Regions from separate parts of the Homo sapiens genome. Here region 1 is linked to region 2. The links are chromatin loops, found by intact Hi-C in ENCODE. Cell type or tissue: GM12878. All regions are shown on one strand. Each heading gives the region's core, and the rest is flanking DNA. Links, peaks and the distances in the headings are about the cores only.

Region 1 (8,510 bases), core at 217-8,216, 41 kb after region 2:
ACTTTAATTAATTTAAGTGTTAAACAGCCCCATGTAGCTAATGTCCAATAGGGCAGTACAATTCTAGACAAAATATTTGGCATCCATTCTCTGGCAAGAGATCCATATTGTTTCTACATGTAGCAATGAACTAAATTTTGATTTTGGAATTATACAAAATTTAGACCTAACATAAAATATTAAAATATTGCTTCCCACAAAGATTGGGAACAAGGCAAGGATTATTTCTCTGACCACTTGTTTTGATACTGAGAATAACATAGCTGGTGTGATAAGGCAAGAAAAATAAAAGGCATAAAGATCAAAAAAGGAAGTAAAGCTGTCTTAACTCACAGACAACATAATTATTTACAAAGAAAATCCTGCAGAATCTACAAATCTACAAAACAACTATTAGAATTAATAGATGACTACAGGAGTGCAGCAAGATGCAAAGACAACCTACAAAAATTTCAATTGGGCTGGGCACAGTGGCTCACACCTGTATTCCCAGCACTTTGGGAGGCTGAGGCTGGTGGATCTCTTGAGGTCAGGAGTTTGAGACCAGTCTGGTCAACATGGTGAAACCCCATCTCTACCAAAAATACAAAAATTAGCCGGGCTTGGTGGCAGTCACCTGTAATTCCAGCTACTTGAGAGGCTGAGGCAGGAGAATCGCTTGAACCCAGGAGGCAGAGGTTGCAGTGAGCCAAGATGATGCCACTGCACTCCAGCCTGGGTGACAAAGTGAAAACAGGTCTCAAAAAAAATCAACTGAATTTTGAGATACTAGCAGCAAACAATTTGGAAATATAAAAAAGAATTCAGGCCGGGCATGGTGGCTCACGCCTGTAATCCCAGCACTTTGGGAAGCTGAGGCAGGTAGATTACCGGAGGTCAGGAGTTCAAGAACAGCCTGGCCAACATGGTGAAACCCCGTCTCTACTAAAAATACGAAAATTAGCCGGGCATGGTGGCACACTCCTGTAATCCCAGCTACTCGGGAGGCTGAGGCAGGAGAATTGCTTGAGCCTGGGAGGCGGAGGTTGCAGTGAGCCAAAATTGTGCCACTGCACTCTAGCCTGACCGACAGAGTAAGACTCTGTCTCAAAAAAAAAAAAAAAAAAATTCATACCACCACCCAAAACATAGCATTTTGGAGTAAATTTAACAAAGGGTAAGCAAAGTCTCTACACTATAAAATATTCCTGAAAGAAAGTAAAGGCTTAAATAAAAGAAGGGGCATACCATGTTCATGGATCAGAACACTTAAAATTGCCAAGATGTCATTTCCCCATAAATTACGTACAGGTTCAATGCAATCCCAATCAAAATCCCAGAATCCTTTTCCTTCTTTCTTTCTTTCTTTTTAATAGATACAGGGCCTCACTTTGTCACCCAGGCTGGAGTACAGTGGAGCAATCATAGCTCATTGCAACCTCAAATTCCTGGGCTCAAGTGATCCTCCTGCCTCAGCCTCTCAAGTAGTTGGGACTATAGGCATGCACTGCCACACTCAGCTAATTTTTCTTTTTTTTTTCTTTTTCTTTTATCTTTTTTTTTTTTTTTTTTTTGAGACACAGTCTCTCTCTGTTGCCCAGGCTGGAGTGCAGTGGCATCATCTCAGCTCAATGCAGCCTCCACCTCCCAGGTTCAAGTGATTCTCCTGCCTCAGCCCCCCGAGTATCAGGGATTACAGGCACATGCCATCACGCCCACCTAATTTTCGCATTTTTTTGTAGAGATGGGGTTTCACCATGTTGGCCACGCTGGTCTCAAACTCTTGACCTCAAGTGAGTCGCCTGCCTCAGCCTCCCAAAGTGCTGGGATTATAGGCGCGAGCCACCATGCCCAGTCTAATTTTTAATTTTTTTTTTTTTTTAGAGACTAGGTCTTGCTATGCTGCCCAGGCTGGTCTCAAACTCCTGGCCTCATGCAATCCTTCCATCTCAGCCTGTCGAAGTGCTGGGATAACAGGTGTGAGCCACCACCCTGGCCCAGCATCTTTTGTTTGCTTGGTGGAAAATAAAATGATGCTATAATGAATATGGAAATGCAGAGGACAAAGAATAGACATAACAAATTTGGAAAAGAGCAAAGCTGGAAGACTTACAATACCTAATGTTGAGATGTACTATAAAGCTATTAATAAAACCTATGTTATTGTCATAAGACACATAGATCAATGAAACAGAAGAAAGTCTAGAAACAGCTGCATGCACTGATTTGATAAAAGTGCCTCAAAAAACTCAATAGGCCCAAACACATTTTTTATAAAAATAGAAAAATCCATTCTAAAATGTATATGGAACCTCAAAGGACCTCAAATAGCCAAAATAATCTTGATAAAGATGAACAAGGTTGGATGATCTCACACTTCCTGAATTTAAACCTCATTACAAAGTTAAAGTAAGCAAATGTATGGTAACAGCATAGAAACACAGACACCAGTGGAATATAAGAGAGAACTCAAAAATGAACCTTCACATATATGATCAAATGATCTTTGACAAGGGTACTAAGACCATTCAATGAGAAAAAAGAATACTCTTTTCAACAAATAATACTGGGAAAACTGGGTCCACAAAATAATAAAATTGGACCCTTACCTTATACCATATACAAAAAGTAACTCAAAATGGATTAAAGACCTAAACATAAAAACTAAAATCACAGGCAGAACCTGAGTCCTGTTCTCTCACTTTCCTCCCCAGACAGCATGAGTTTCACCACTCACTCCACTACCTTCTCTACTAACTACCAGTCCCTGGGATCCGTCCAGCCGCCCAGCTACAGTACCCGGTTGATCAGCAGTCCAGCCGGCATCTATGCAGATGTAAGGGATTTGGGCTCCCAGATCTCTGTGTCCTGCTCCACCAGTTTCCAGGGTGGCTTGGGGTCCAGGGCCCTGGCCACTGGGATGGCCAGGGGTCTGGCAGGAATAGGGGGCATCTAGAATGAGAAGGAGACCATGCAAAGCCTGAACGACCACCTGGCCTCCTACCTGGACAGAGTGAGGAGCCTGGAGACTGAGAATTAGAGGCTGGAGAGCAAAAACCGGGAGCACCTGGAGAAGAAGAGACCCCAGGTCAGAGACTGGGCCATTACTTCAAGACCACTGAGAAGCTGATGGCTCAGATCTTTGCAAATTCTGTGGACAATGCCTTCATCGTTCTGCACACTGACAATGCCCATCTTGCTGCTGCTGACTTTAGAGTCAAGTATGAGACAGAGCTGGCCATGCACCAGTTTGTGAGGAGCGACATCCATGGGCTCTGCAAGGTCACTGATGACACCAGTGTCACTGGGCTGTAGATGAAGACAAAGATTGAGACTCTCAAGGAGAAGCTGTTCTTCATGAAGAACCATGAAGAGGGAGTAAAAGGCCTACAAGCCCGTATTACTAGCTTTGGGTTGACTGTGGAGGCAGATGTCCAAATATCAGGACCTTGGCAAGATCATGGCAGATATCTGGGCCCAATATGACAAGCTGACTCAGAAGAACCTAGAGAAGCTGGACAGGTACTGATCCCAGCAGATTGAGGAGAGCACCACAGTGGTCATCACGCAGTCCACCGAGATCAGAGCTGCTGAGATAACACTCACAGAGCTGAGATGTCCAGTCCAGTCCTTGGAGATTGGCCTGGACTTGATGAGAAATCTGAAGATCAGCTTGGAGAACAGCCTAAGGGAGGTGGAGGCCTGCTATACCACGCAGATGGAGCAGCTCAACAGGGTCCTACTGTACCTGGAGTCGGAGCTGGCACAGACCTGGGCAGAGGGACAGCGCCAGGCCCAGGAGTACGAGGCCTGGAACATCCAGGTCAATCTGGAGGCTGAGATCACCACCTACCACCGCCTGCTGGAAGATGGGGAGGACTTCAATCTTGGTGAGGCCCTAGACAGCAGCAACTCCATGCAAACCATCCAAAAGACCACCACCTGCAGGATAGTGGACGGCAAAGTGGTGTTTGAGACCAACGACACCAAAGTTCTGAGGAATTGAGCCAGCAGAAGCAGGGTACCCTTTGGGGAGCAGGAGGCCAGTAAAAAGTTCACAGGTTAAAAAAAACCCCAACAATTAAAATCATAAAATGTTTAGAGAAAACATAGGGGAAAAGCTTGATGACATTGGATCTTGCAATGATTTTTTTGGATATGACAATAAAAGAAAAAAAATGAATTGGACAGCATCAGAGGTCACAAAAGAGAGAAAAGGCAACCCACAGAATAAGAGAAAATATAGGCATACCTCACTTTATTACACTTTGTTTTATTGTGTCTTGCAGATATTGCACTTGTTTTGTTGTTTTGTTTTGTTTGAGACAGCGTTTCGCTCTTGTTGCCCAGGCTGGAGTGCAATGGCATGATCTTGGCTCACTGCCACCTCTGCCTCTCAGGTTCAAGAGATTCTCCTGCCTCAGCCTCTGTAGTAGTTGGGATTACAGGCGCCCACCACCATGCCCGACTAATTTTTGTATTTTTAGTAGAGACGGGGTTTTACCATGTTGGCCAGGCTGGTCTCGAACTCCTGACCTCAGGTGATCTGCCCGCCTCGGCCTCCCAAAGTGCTGGGATTACAGGCGTTTTTTTTGTTTTGTGAACAACAACAACAAAAAAAATCAAAGGTTTGCGGCAATCTTCCATCAAGCAAGTCTATTGGTATCATTTTTCCAACAGCATGTGCTCACTTCCTGTCTCTGGGTCACACTTTGGTAATTCTCATGATATTTCAAACTTTTTCATTATTATATTTGTTATACTGCTCTGTGATCAGTGATCTTTCATGTTATTACAGTAATTGTTTTGTGTCACCATGAACCACACACATATAAGATAGTGGACTTAATAAATGTGTGTGTTCTAACTGCTCCACTGACTGGCCATGCCCTAGTCCCTCTTCCTCTCTTCAGGCCTCCTTATTCCCTGAGACACAACAATATTGAAATTAGGCCATTTAACAACCTTCCTTGCTAAAGGAAAGTGAAAGTGAAAGGAAGAGTCCTACGTCTCTCACTTTAAGTCAAAAGTTAGGAATGATTAGGCTTTGTGAGGAAGGCATGTCAAAAGCCAAGGCAGACTGAAGGTTAGGTCTCTTGCACCAGTTAGCCAACTTGTGAACACAAAGGAAAAGTTATTTAAGGAAATTAAAAGTGCTATTTCAGTGAACACATTAATGATAAGAAAACAAACAGCCTTACTGCTGATATGGACAAAGTTGTAGTGGCCTGGATAGAAGATCTAAGCAGCCAGAACAATCCCTTAAGCCAAAGCCTAATCCACAGCAAGGCCCTAACTCTCTGCAATTCCATGAAGGCTGAGAGAGGTGAAGAAGTTGCAGAAGTCTGAAGCTAGCAGAGGTTGATTCATGAGGTTTAATGAAAGAAGCCATCTCCATAGCATAAAACGGCAAGGTGAAGCAGCAAGTTCTGATGCAGAAGCTGTGTCAAGTTCTCCAGACGACCTAGCTAAGATCATTGATGAACAAATTTTCAATGGAGAAGAAACAACCTCCTACTGGAAAAAGATGCCATTTAGGACTCAAGCAAGAGAGAAGTCAATGCCTGGCTTCAAAGCTTCAGAAGACAGGTTAACTCTCTTGTTAGGGGATAATGCAGCTGGTAACTTTAAATGGAAGGAATGCTCACCGACCACTCCAAAAATCCTAAGGCCCTTAAGAATTATGCTAAATTGACTGGGCGCAGTGGCTCACACCTGTAATCCCAGCACTTTGGAAGGCTGAGGCAGGCAGATCACTTGAGGTCAGGAGTTCGAGATCAGCCTGACCAACGTGGAAAGAAACCCCGTCTCTACTAAAAATACAAAAAATTAGCCGGGCATGGTGGTGCATGCCTGTAATTCCAGCTACTTGGGAGGCTGAGGCAGGAGAATCCCTTGAACTCGGGAGGTGGAGGTTGCGGTGAGCCAATATCGTGCCACTGCACTCCAGCCTGGGCAACAAGAGTGAAACTCTGTCTCAAAAAAAAAAAAAAAAAAAAAAAAAGAATTATGCTAAATCTCCTCTGCCTGTGTTCTATGAATGGAAAAACAAGAGTCGTGATGATAGTACATCTGTTTACAGCATGATTTACTGAATATTTAAAACTCACTGTTCAGATCTACTGATCAGAAAAAAAAAAAAAGGTTCCTTTCAAAAGATTACTGCTCTTTGACAATGCACCTGGTCACCTAAGAGCTCTGACGGAGATATACAAGGAGATGAAAGCTGTTTTCATGCCTGCTAACACATCAATTCTGCAATCCGTGGATCAAAGAGTAATTTCACCTTTCAAGTCTTATTATTTAAGAAATGCATTTTTTTTTTTTTTGAGACGGAGTCTTTGCTCTGTTGCCCAGGCTGGAGTGCAGTGGCGTAATCTTGGCTCACTGCAAGCTCCGCCTCCCGGGTTCACGCCATTCTCCTGCCTCAGCCTCCCCAGTAGCTGGGACTACAGGCGCCCAACCATGCCCAGCTAATGTCTTGTATTTTTAATAGAGAAGGGGTTTCACCGTGTTAGCCAGGATGGTCTCGACCTCCTGACCTTGTGATCCACCCGCCTCAGCCTCCCACAGTGCTGGGATTACAGGCGGAAGCCACCGTGCCCAGCCTAAGAAATACATTTTTAAAGGCTACAGCTGCCATAAATATGTCTCCTTTGATGGATCTAGGCGAAGTAAATTGATAACCTCCTGGAAAGGATTCACCATTCTAGATGCAACTAAGAACATTCGTGATTCACGAGAGGAGATCAAAATATCAATATTAACAGGAATTTGGAAGAAGTGTATTCCAACCCTCATGAATGACTTTGTGAGGTTCAGGACTTCAGTGGAGGAAGTCATTGCAGATGTGGTAGAAACAGCAAGAGAATTAGAAGTGGAGCCTGAAGATGGGACTGAATTGTTGCAATCTCAGGATCAAACTTGAACAGATGAGGGCTGCTTCTTAGGGATGACCAAAGAAAGGGGTTTCTTCCAATGGAATCTACTCCCAGTGAAGATGCTGTGAACACTGTTGAAATTACTACAAGAATTTAGAACAGTACATAAACTTACCTGATAAAGCAGCACCAGAGTCTGAAAGGACTGACTCCAATTCTGGAAGAAGTCTACTGTGGGTAAAATGTTAGCAAACAGCATTGCACGCTACAGAGCAATCTTTCATTAAAGGAAGAGTCAATCCCTGCGGAAACCTCACTGATGTCTTTTTTTAAAATTATTTATTATTTATTTATTTGTTTTTTGAGATGGAGTCTCACTCTGTTGCCAGACTGGAGTGCAGTGGCGTGATCTTGGCTCACTGCAACCTCCACCTCCCGGATTCAAGCGATTCTCCTGCCTCAGCCTCCCAAGTAGCTGGGACTACAGGAGCGTGCCACCAGGCCCAGCTAATTTTTTTGTATTTTTAGTAGAGACGGGGTTTCACCATGTTGGCCAGGATGGTCTCGATCTCTTGACCTCATGATCTGCCTGCCTCAGCCTCCCAAAGTGCTGGGATTACAGGCATAAGCCACCGCACCCAGCCTGATGTCTTATTTTAAGAAATTGCCAGCCTGTCGCGGTGGCTCATGCCTGTAGTCCCAGCACTTTGGGAGGCTGAGGCAGGTGGATCACGAAGTCAGGAGATGGAGACCATCCTGGCTAATGTGGTGAAACCCCATCTCTACTAAAAATACAAAAAATTGGCTGGGCTTGGTGGCAGGTGCCTGTGGTCCCACCTATTTGGGAGGCTGAGGCAGGAGAATGGCATGAACCCGGGAGGCGGAGCTTACAGTGAGCCGAGATTGCACTACTGCACTCCAGCCTGGGCAACAGGGTAAGACTCTGTCTCAAAAAAAAAAAAAAAATTGCCACAGCCACTCCAGCCTTCAGCCACCACCACTGTGATCAATCAGCAGCCATTGGCATCAAGGCAAGACCCTCCACCAGTAAAAAGTTTACAACTCGCAGCTGGGTACAGTGGCTCATGCCTGTAATCCCAGCACTTTGGGAGGCTGAGGCCGGCAGATCACTTGAGGTCAGGAGTTCGAGATCAGCCTGGCCAACATGGTGAAACCCCATCTCTACTAAAAATACAAAAATTAGCTGGGCGTGGTCGCACGTGCTTGTAATCCCAGCTACTCGGGAGGCTGAGGCAGGAGGATCCCTTAACCCTGGTAAACAGAAGTTGCAGAGAGTTGAGATAACGCCACTGCACTCCAGCCTGGGTGACAGAGAGAGACTCCATCTTTAAAAAAAAAAAAAAAAAAGATTACAACTCACTGAAGGCTGATAATGGTAAGCAATTTTTAGGAATAAATAAATAGATTATTCATTTATTTATTTATTTATTTTGAGACAGAGTCTCTCTCTGTAACCCAGGCTGACATGCAGTCATCAGACTCCTGGGCTCAAGATATTCTCCCATCTCAGCCTCCTTGAGTAGGTGAGACTACAGGCGTGCACCACCACACCCAGAATTTTTTTTTTTTTTTTTTGAGCTAAGGTCTCACTGTATTCTTTGCCATGCTGCTCTTGAATTCTTAGGCTCA
Region 2 (8,510 bases), core at 353-8,352:
ATGTGATTGGGTATGTTTAAACAAAAATCTGGACACAAATGTTCACAGCAGATGTATTCATAATAACCTCAAACTGAAAACCACCCAAACGTACTTTGATGGGTGAAGAGATCCTGTGGTACATTCGTACAACAGAATATCATTCAGTGACAAAAAAGAATGTAAGGCTGATGCGATGCACTCACCAAGTTGGATGAATCTCAAAGGCATCATCACGCTGGGTGAAAGAAGCCTGTCACAGAGGAGTCTATACCACGTGACTCCATTTGCATGACATTCTTGAAAATGCAAAACTAGTGTGGCGGGGTGGTAGCCAGGGTTGGGGGTTGAGGTTTGGGGGAATGTATAATATACACGGTAGCTAGCACAAGGGAATGTTAAAGGGTGATGGAATTGTTTGTATCCCGACTGTGGTGATTCTACAGATCTACACTTGTGTTAAAATTCCTAGCACTGCATTCCCCATCCCCTTCCAGAAGGTCATTTTTACTGTATGGTGGTTTTATAAAAAAGAATTTTAAAGTTGGGTGCTAAGGGTCATCCATGTACAGTGTTCATTTCTACTGCTATCTGGTATTCCACTGTATGACTGTACTACAGCCTACTTATTGATGGTTATCTGGATCGCTCTTAGAGCTTTGTCTTGAGTATCCCTGCACATCTCCTCATACAAATAAGCTGAGTTCCTTTAGGGCTCATAAGGAAGAGAGGAAATTGCTGGCTGTGTGCATCTTTTTTCACCAAACTGTTTCCAAATGTAACGCACATTCCCAGCAGGGGCACGTCAGAGGTCCAGCTGTTCAACATCCTCATCAGCACTGATTAGGAGAGTGGGGTTCCTGCTGCTCTGGCAGGAGTAACAAAGCATCGGATGATGCACTGTGGCCTCACTCTGTGCCTCCTTGGTGGCTGATGAGGCTGAATTCACAAGCTGCCCTTCCTCTCACCGGAGGGTGTGCTCAAGCTCTCTGCTTGGTTTCTCATTGGGTTGCTTGTGTTTGTCTTTTATTACAACTTTTCCCTACTAATTTTTTGTTGGTTGTGTTGCAAATATCTTCCCCGCATTTGTAGCTTCTCATTTGTCCATCTTCTTTACGATAAAGTGCTTAAGTTTAATACAGTCTTATTGGTTTTTCACTAAAGGTTTATTTATGGTTTCTGGTTTCTGTGACTGGCTTAAGAATTTATTAGGTCATAAGTATATTCTTCCAAGTATATACTCTAAAAATAATATATTTTGCTTTTTTTTTTTTTTTTGAGATGGAGTCTCGCTCTGTCACCCAGGCTAGAGTATAGTGGTGCCATCTCGGCTCACTGCAACCTCCACCTCCCAGACTCAAGCGATTCTCCCGCCTCAGCCTCCCGAGTAGCTGGGATTACAGGCACCTGCCATCATGCCTGGCTGAATTTTTATTTTTAGTAGAGACAGGGTTTCACCCATGCTGGCTAGGCTGGTCTCAAACTCCTGGCCTCCCAAAGTGCTGGGATTACAGGCGTGAGCCACTACGCCCAGCCAAGGCTATTTTTACCTACGCATAAAACTGTCTGGTGAAATCATCAATGAAAGAAGAGCACGAACTTGAGGTTACCTGCATGTTTGAGAAGCAAGTGTTTAAGAAGACAGCAGAGCTACAGCCACCTGTAAGTGCCTGGAAGTACACACAAACTAACAACTATCAAAGGAGGTTGATCAGACAGCAAGACAGAATATCGTAGCCACCTCAGGCACCTTAATCCTGGCATCCTGTCATTAGTCAGGGTTTATGATTCCATTAAATATAATTTCACATTCCATATGCCATTACCATATAGCATCTCCAAGTTTAAAAACACACACACAAATTCCTCTCTATAATACTACAGCCCTTGATAGCCTTTCTGGCCTACAAAATAAATCTCATAACTAAATCTTTACAGCTGCACTTATGATGTGAGTTGATTAAAATCTGACACAGAATCTCTGATGGTGAATTTTGAAGTGGAGAGGAACCCCAGGTGGCTGGCCCATGCGGAAGCACGCACTCTTACCTCTATGGTGCCTGCCCATGCAAAAGAAGCACGCGCTCCCACCTCTATAGTGCTGGTCCATGCCGAAACACACACTCCCACCTCTATACTGCCGGTCCGTGTGGAAGCGTGCACTCTCACCTCTATAGTGCCGGTCCATCGGAAGCACGCACTCGCACCTCTATAGTGCCGGGCCTGTGCTGCTGCCCCTGCCACAGCTCCTGCTCATCTGGCTTCTACATTATACTTCGGGCAAGTCTTCCCTGATACATGCCCAGATCTGGTTCTCCTGCCACCTTTCTCCAAGCTTTGTTCACCATGATTTGAAGAGTTCAACACATCCTTAGGCCACATGAGACCTTCATAAAATGCCAGCTCCCTTTCTCTGAGCATTGTGTTAAAGGACAGTGTGGGCCAGAGCAGTAAGAGGAGCGCAGGCTCCTAGAAAATGTGAAACTGAGGCTGGGCTCTGAGACAGGCAGGAGCTAATAAGGGAAGGGCTAGATTGAGGTAGAGGAGGTGGTAAGAAGATTGGCATGTCTGGGGAGCAGCCAATGGGCAGGCTGGATGGGTGAAGCGGTACGAGATTGTAACAGAAGATGAGTATCAAGCAGATGTTTTGAATCTGCCTGTGTCCACAGCTACCCCTGGCATAGCCTCACCTGTGCTCGCTGAAGACAGAGTTATCCAGAACTATCTTCTCCAGCAGTTCAATCAGTTCATTAGGCAGGTCGGCTGTCATAAAGGCTTTGACAGTGACCGAAATCTCTTCAGGATCCCGTGTTTCTGACAATGCTGTCTGTACCACCTGGTTTTAAAAAGCATTTGAAAGAACTTGATTAAAGTCAATTCAAGACTGTATCTTTGAAGCTAAACAGAAGGGAAGGACTCCTCCAAGATGGTCTGGAATAGACACAGAGAAAATGGGAGACTTCTTAATGTAACAAAGGAAGGGTTTTCAAAGTTAATTTCAGGAAATTCTGTTTGCTCTGTTTTGACAATTAGTTTTTCTCTCATATCAAATATGCTACAGACTCTTACTCAGCTCCAATGACCAGTGCACCAGGCATTTTGAAATGAATGTCTCCTTTTAGATTTGTCTCTTAAAGCCACTAATAGCAAATATGGCTCCACTTCTCTAATGAAGACACCGCAGGGGCTTCCAGCAGCCTCTTACTAGAAGAGAGCACTGCCACTGCTGTGGCACAGTCCACAGCCAGAGCTGTGGAGCCACGTGCCTTCACACCGGATGACACTCAGAACCACAATCTGAAGGAAAGACCAACAAAAGACTGGCTGTGCCACCCCTCCTCCAATTATAGGTGTCTCACATACAAAAACACTTACAAATAGGGTGGAAAGACAGTTTTCCAAAGAGTACATTTCCCATGCAACAGCAGTTTGGAACGCCAGCACTGTTCTCTTTGCACTTTGGACCAGGCACCTTCAGTGACTTCCAGAATCTAATATTTTTGCCAAGTTTCTGGTTCTCCTCAGGGGTGGGCAACAGCCGTGTATCAATGAGAGGGAAGAGACAGCTCTGGACGGTCTTTCATGGCTAACACAGCCCTCTGACCATGAACTTTCACCTAGCAATCTTGAGGGGCCTTAAAGGAACCTAGGGTCAAGGTCAGTCCAGTCCACCTTTCTGCTAGTCTTTGTGAACTCAATGGTACCATAAGATGCAAAAGTTCTACCTCTGTGGAATTTGTAGTAACTACAACAAGGAGGCTGAAGAGTTTGAGAACAGGAGCTCTCCCAGCAGCTAAGGAACCAAAAGGGTATGCCTGAGGGAAAGGGGCACCAGGACACAGCACAAGTCCATCCAAAGGAGAAGGTACACTTCCAACAGTGACATCTAACTGTCAATTCTTGAAAACCTTGGAGGCCGGCCGCGGTGGCTCATGCCTGTAATCCCAGCACTTTGGGAGGCCAAGACGGGCAGATCATGAGGTCAGGAGATCGAGACCATCCTGGCTAACACGGTGAAACCCCAGCTCTACTAAAAATACAAAAAAGTAGCCGGGCGTGGTGGCGGGCGCCTGTAGTCCCAGCTACTCGGGAGGCTGAGGCAGAAGAATGGCGGGAACCCGGAAGGCGGAGCTTGCAGTGAGCCGAGATCGCGCCACTGTACTCCAGCCTGAGTGACAAAGTAAGACTCTGTCTCAAAAAAAAAAAAAAAAAAAAAAAAGAGTTCGAGACCAGCCTGGCTAACATAGTGAAACCCCATCTCTACTAAAAATACAAAAATTAGCCAGGCGTGGCGGCAGGTGCCTGTAATCCCAGCTACTCAGGAGGCTGAGGCAGGAGAATCACTTGAACCTGGGAAGTGGAGGTTGCAGTGAGCCGAGATCACGCCATTGCACTCCAGCCTGGTGAAGAGCAAAACTCTGTCTCAAAAAGAGAAAAAAAAAAAAAAAGAAAGAAAGAAAACCTTGGAGCAACTTAAATAAATACACACAGGTTGTTTTAAGGGCAAAAATAAATTTCTACCATCTGTTTGAGTCAATACAGGATGCCCCACCTAAGGTTGCCTCAGGACACTGCTCTCAGTAAACTTTTCATAATGAGGTTCCACTCCAGACACTAAAAGCAGCCTCCCTCTGTTATTATGCGCTCTGGATTACAGGAGCATTGCAGTTGAATTTCGCACCAGGAGGTGGCTACAGATATCCAATTACAGCAGAGATAATGAAAGACCAGCAGCTCTACCCAGAAACAGGAAGACAAGAGGCCCCCGCTGGCTCCGGTATGGTGCAGTGTTAAAGTGGCCCTTCCCCAGTACCAACATGAAGTCACCTTCAAGGTGTACCAGGTGGCTGGACTATACCTGGAGAAATGTCTGATGTCTGGGAACCTGGATGTAGAACCCTAGTAGAATATTGTGTTGTTTAATATTTTTATTAGATTTGGATGGGTAAGTCCAAAGTTGAAACAGAGATTCAAAACAACATGACCTTCCATAAATCTCAAAGTATTTCAAAATAAAAAGTTTATTTAAAAAAGTAGTGGCACAGGCTTGAGGAAACAGTGGACAGAAAACGAGAGGATGAAATTCAGTAGAGATAAAGGTCAAATCCAGCCCTCAAGCCTTTCGAAAGCACTGGTCCAGCAGGTTGGCAATGTGTATGAGGGAGGTGGGAGTTTTAACTGGTCCTATTCTCAGGGCTGAAGCCACTTGTTGGACGAGGGTTTTGTTCCAACATTGGTCTTGCCCCACCCCTAAACAGTCTGCCTAGCACCTAGGGACAGTGCTGAGGGCAGCAGAGGCACTATCTGCAAATGTCTGTGAGGCTATAACTGGAGAGGAGGCTCTTCCACAGGGCTGTGGGAAGCCCTCCCAGAGGCCGAGGCAGACTCCCACCTGCCAGGCCATACCCAATAATGACCCCTGGCCCCAGCACTCTGCCCAGTCTCCAAGGAGGTGCTGGATAGTCACAGGGGCATAAAGAGCACCTCAACAAAGGGAAGTCAGCTGAGACAACCTTGAAAGCTACTTCACCTCTGTCCACGAGGGCTGAGCTGGGCCCAGCATGCAGGCATGACACCAGGTACTCTCTTCCTGGGCTGCATATCCCTGCTTTGGATCCAAGGGCCAACTCTATGCCCTTGGCCAGTTAACAGTTCCAAGTCAGCTTACCCTGGGGAATCAAGCTATTTTTAGGCAAGCTATTTCTGCAGGGGAGAAGGTTCGTAAGGACTAAGATGTTTTATTTATTTATTTATTTATTTATTTATTTATTTATTTAATTTTTTTGAGACAGAGTCTCACCCAGTTGCCCAGGCTGGAGTGCAGTGGCGTGCAGTCTCGGCTTTCTGCAACCTCCACCTCCTGGGTTCAAGCGATTCTCCTGCTTCAGCCTCCTGAGTAGCTGGGATTACAAGCATGCGCCACACAGTGTGTTTTCGTATTTTTAGTAGAGATGGGGTTTCACTATGTTGGCCAGGCTGGACTTGAACTCCTGACCTCAAGTCATCCACCCGCCTCGGCCTCCCAAAGTGCTAGGATTACAGGCGTGAGCCACCATGCCTGGCCTATTTATTTATTTTTTTGAGATGGAGTCTCTGTCTGTCGCCCAGGCTGGAGTGCAGTGGCACGATGTCGGCTCACTGCAACCTCCACCCCCTGGGTTCAAGCAATTCTCCTGCCTCAGCCTCCCAAGTAGCTGGGATTACAGGCGTGTGCCACCATGTGCGGCTAATTTTTGTATTTTTAGTGGAGATGGGGTTTCACCACGTTGGCCAGGCTGGTCTTGAATTCCTGAGACCTCAAGTGATCCACCCACCTCCGCCTCCCAAATTGCTGGCATTACAGGCGTGAGCCACTGCCCTCAGCCAAGATGTTTTAAATTAAAAATGAAACCAGTCACTTGAGCCACAATGATGATCGGACGGCAAAATGCAGGTGTGCAGACATACCCATCTCTGTGCCTCACCTGGTCAATTAGCTGTCTCCTGGATGGGTTGGTCTCCTCAAGGACGTGAGCCCAGAGCTCCGGATCCTTTCTGCATACCAGGTAGCGGGCCTCGCTTTTGAACAGAGAATTCTCATTGCACACCTGAAATGAGCACACTCATGTGTGTGACACAGCAGCCAACCAGCGGAAGCTGCTTGGGAGGACACACCCCAATTCGTTCCCTGTGTGCCTGATACTGGTTTGGTGGACAGTCAGGGCCCAGGCAAGACGCTATGCTTTGACATGGGATGAGCAGCATCCTACAGGGTTAACGATGGACTCAAACTACCTCAAAATGCCCTTTCCAAGTTTACAACAACTCCCAGGGATGTGCCACATATCTGGCCAGTAGGACTTCCTGCATTCAGGGACATGCTCTGTCTCCCATTCTGTCTGATACAGCCACTAGCCATGGGAGGCTACTGAGCCCTTGAAATGTGGTGCGTGACAGGAACTAAACTGGTAATTTTTAATTTAGTTAAATTTAAGTACTCATATGTAGCTAGCTTTAAACCATCTGTAAAATGTTATCAGAACAGCCTAGAACTGGTATAAAACAGCACAAACACTGCAATGTTTCAAGATCTAAAAACTGTAAACTGTGCTTTCACTGGTAGATCTGGAGACCTTTTTCTGAATGTTATAACAGATCTCCAAAACACCAACAGTCCACTGGAATGTTCTAGCGTGTGCAGCACTTGCTAAATCCTGGTGAGGATCAGATCTGTTGAGTGCCAGATGCCCGGCACAAGGCTGAGCGGCGTGCACACGTGCTTGCGGATGCAGCGCAGTCCGCCTGTGTATCACAGGAAAAGCCCAAGCAGGCTGGTGTGGCACCAACCTCACAGGTGCCCTATTCATGTCTGGATTTTTAGATCAAATGATTAGGTAGGAACAGTTCATACAATTCAACCTAAACATGTAATTATATGTGGATCCAAGCCTGGGCAGATGCAGGCAAAAGACCTGGGCAGATGTCTCAAGGAGAGGCCAGCAAGAGCTCATTGGTCAGGTGATGGGGAAGGGCTTGTGTAGAGGGTTACCCCAAAAAGGGGGCATGAAGTACAAGGGTACTCGGGACATGAGGCACCCAGGGAATTGCAGGCCTCTCCAGGTGGGGTGGCAAGATGGATGGCTGATCAAGTTCGGGAGTTGGGAAAGGTGGCAGTCCACAGAGGAGCTCACGAGTCAGGCCAAGGAGTTCAATTCTGCCCTCAAATTGCCAGGCAATAGTAAGGACTGTAAGCAGAGGGATGATAAGTCAGGTTCAGGACCAACTGGTCTACAGGTACAATGCATACAAATTGCATGAGCAAGTTCCCAAAAGCTGTGAGAATCACAAGGAAATAATCTCATGACCTGCCATCTCCAGGTGCACAGAAAGCCCTGATCAGCTCCCCACAGGCACACCTTTGAAAGCTTCCCTGGGAGCCCAGGGTTACATGGGCAGCTCAGCACATCTGCTACCCACCTTGATGAGCTCAAGGTCACACTGCCCCCGCTCATAGGCAACACAGGCCAGATGGGGGTCTCGCTTCTCACAGTAGCGGCCCACCACGCTGCTGTCATAGTAGGCATTCTCTCTCAGGAAGCACTCGGGGCTGTTGTTGCTGTCGATGTAGATTTTAGCCAGTGCATTGTGAGTGGCAGGCTCCTCACAGCCTTCCTGAATCTGGGACTCCAGCCAGGGAAGCAGCAGCTTGAGCCTTTGAAAGAAGGAAGGTGCTGTAAAGTCTCAAGGCTACCACTGGAAGTCTTGAGGGCAACTCCAGGGCTCTGACAGATGTTTCCTGAAACAAAAAATCTCAGAGTCCATTGACTTCAGGTTGCTCTAGGGACCAAGATGGACCTGGTTTCCAAACTGATTTCTACTGTTAGGTTTTCCCCCAAGGTCTTCACAGTACCAATAGCAAGTAACTCATTGCTACATCTAAGATGTGTACATGAACGACCAGCTATAGAGACAGTCCTGGAGAATTAGACAGAAACAACAACAGACACTAGAATCCAGGGGTAAGAGAAAACACCAAGTAAGGACACCTTACC

The links. Peaks named below come from ENCODE experiments on the same cell type or tissue, not always from the same donor. Only the 100,000 strongest peaks of a DNase experiment are listed, where the experiment ranks them.
Region 1: a loop joins it to region 2, with 2.2 times the contacts of the local background. A loop is called at or near these places in 4 of 110 quality-filtered maps.

The regions. Positions count from the first base shown.
Region 1 is chr22:19,254,822-19,263,331 of GRCh38, forward strand. All of the region lies in intron 2 of CLTCL1 (clathrin heavy chain like 1), which reads right to left. It also overlaps the pseudogene KRT18P62. Among named protein-coding and RNA genes, the nearest start is that of CLTCL1, 33 kb to the right of the region's middle. In GM12878, for the core only: no CTCF peak of the experiment used is centred there; a DNase peak (open chromatin) is centred at 4,990.
Region 2 is chr22:19,213,442-19,221,951 of GRCh38, forward strand. CLTCL1 (clathrin heavy chain like 1) reads right to left here. Exons shown (of 33, transcript NM_007098.4): 16 at 8,510; 17 at 7,936-8,170; 18 at 6,444-6,566; 19 at 2,670-2,815. Among named protein-coding and RNA genes, the nearest start is that of SLC25A1, 39 kb to the left of the region's middle. RefSeq lists an enhancer at 4,277-5,014. In GM12878, for the core only: a CTCF peak has its summit at 4,658; a DNase peak (open chromatin) is centred at 4,634; H3K27me3 peaks cover 186 bases.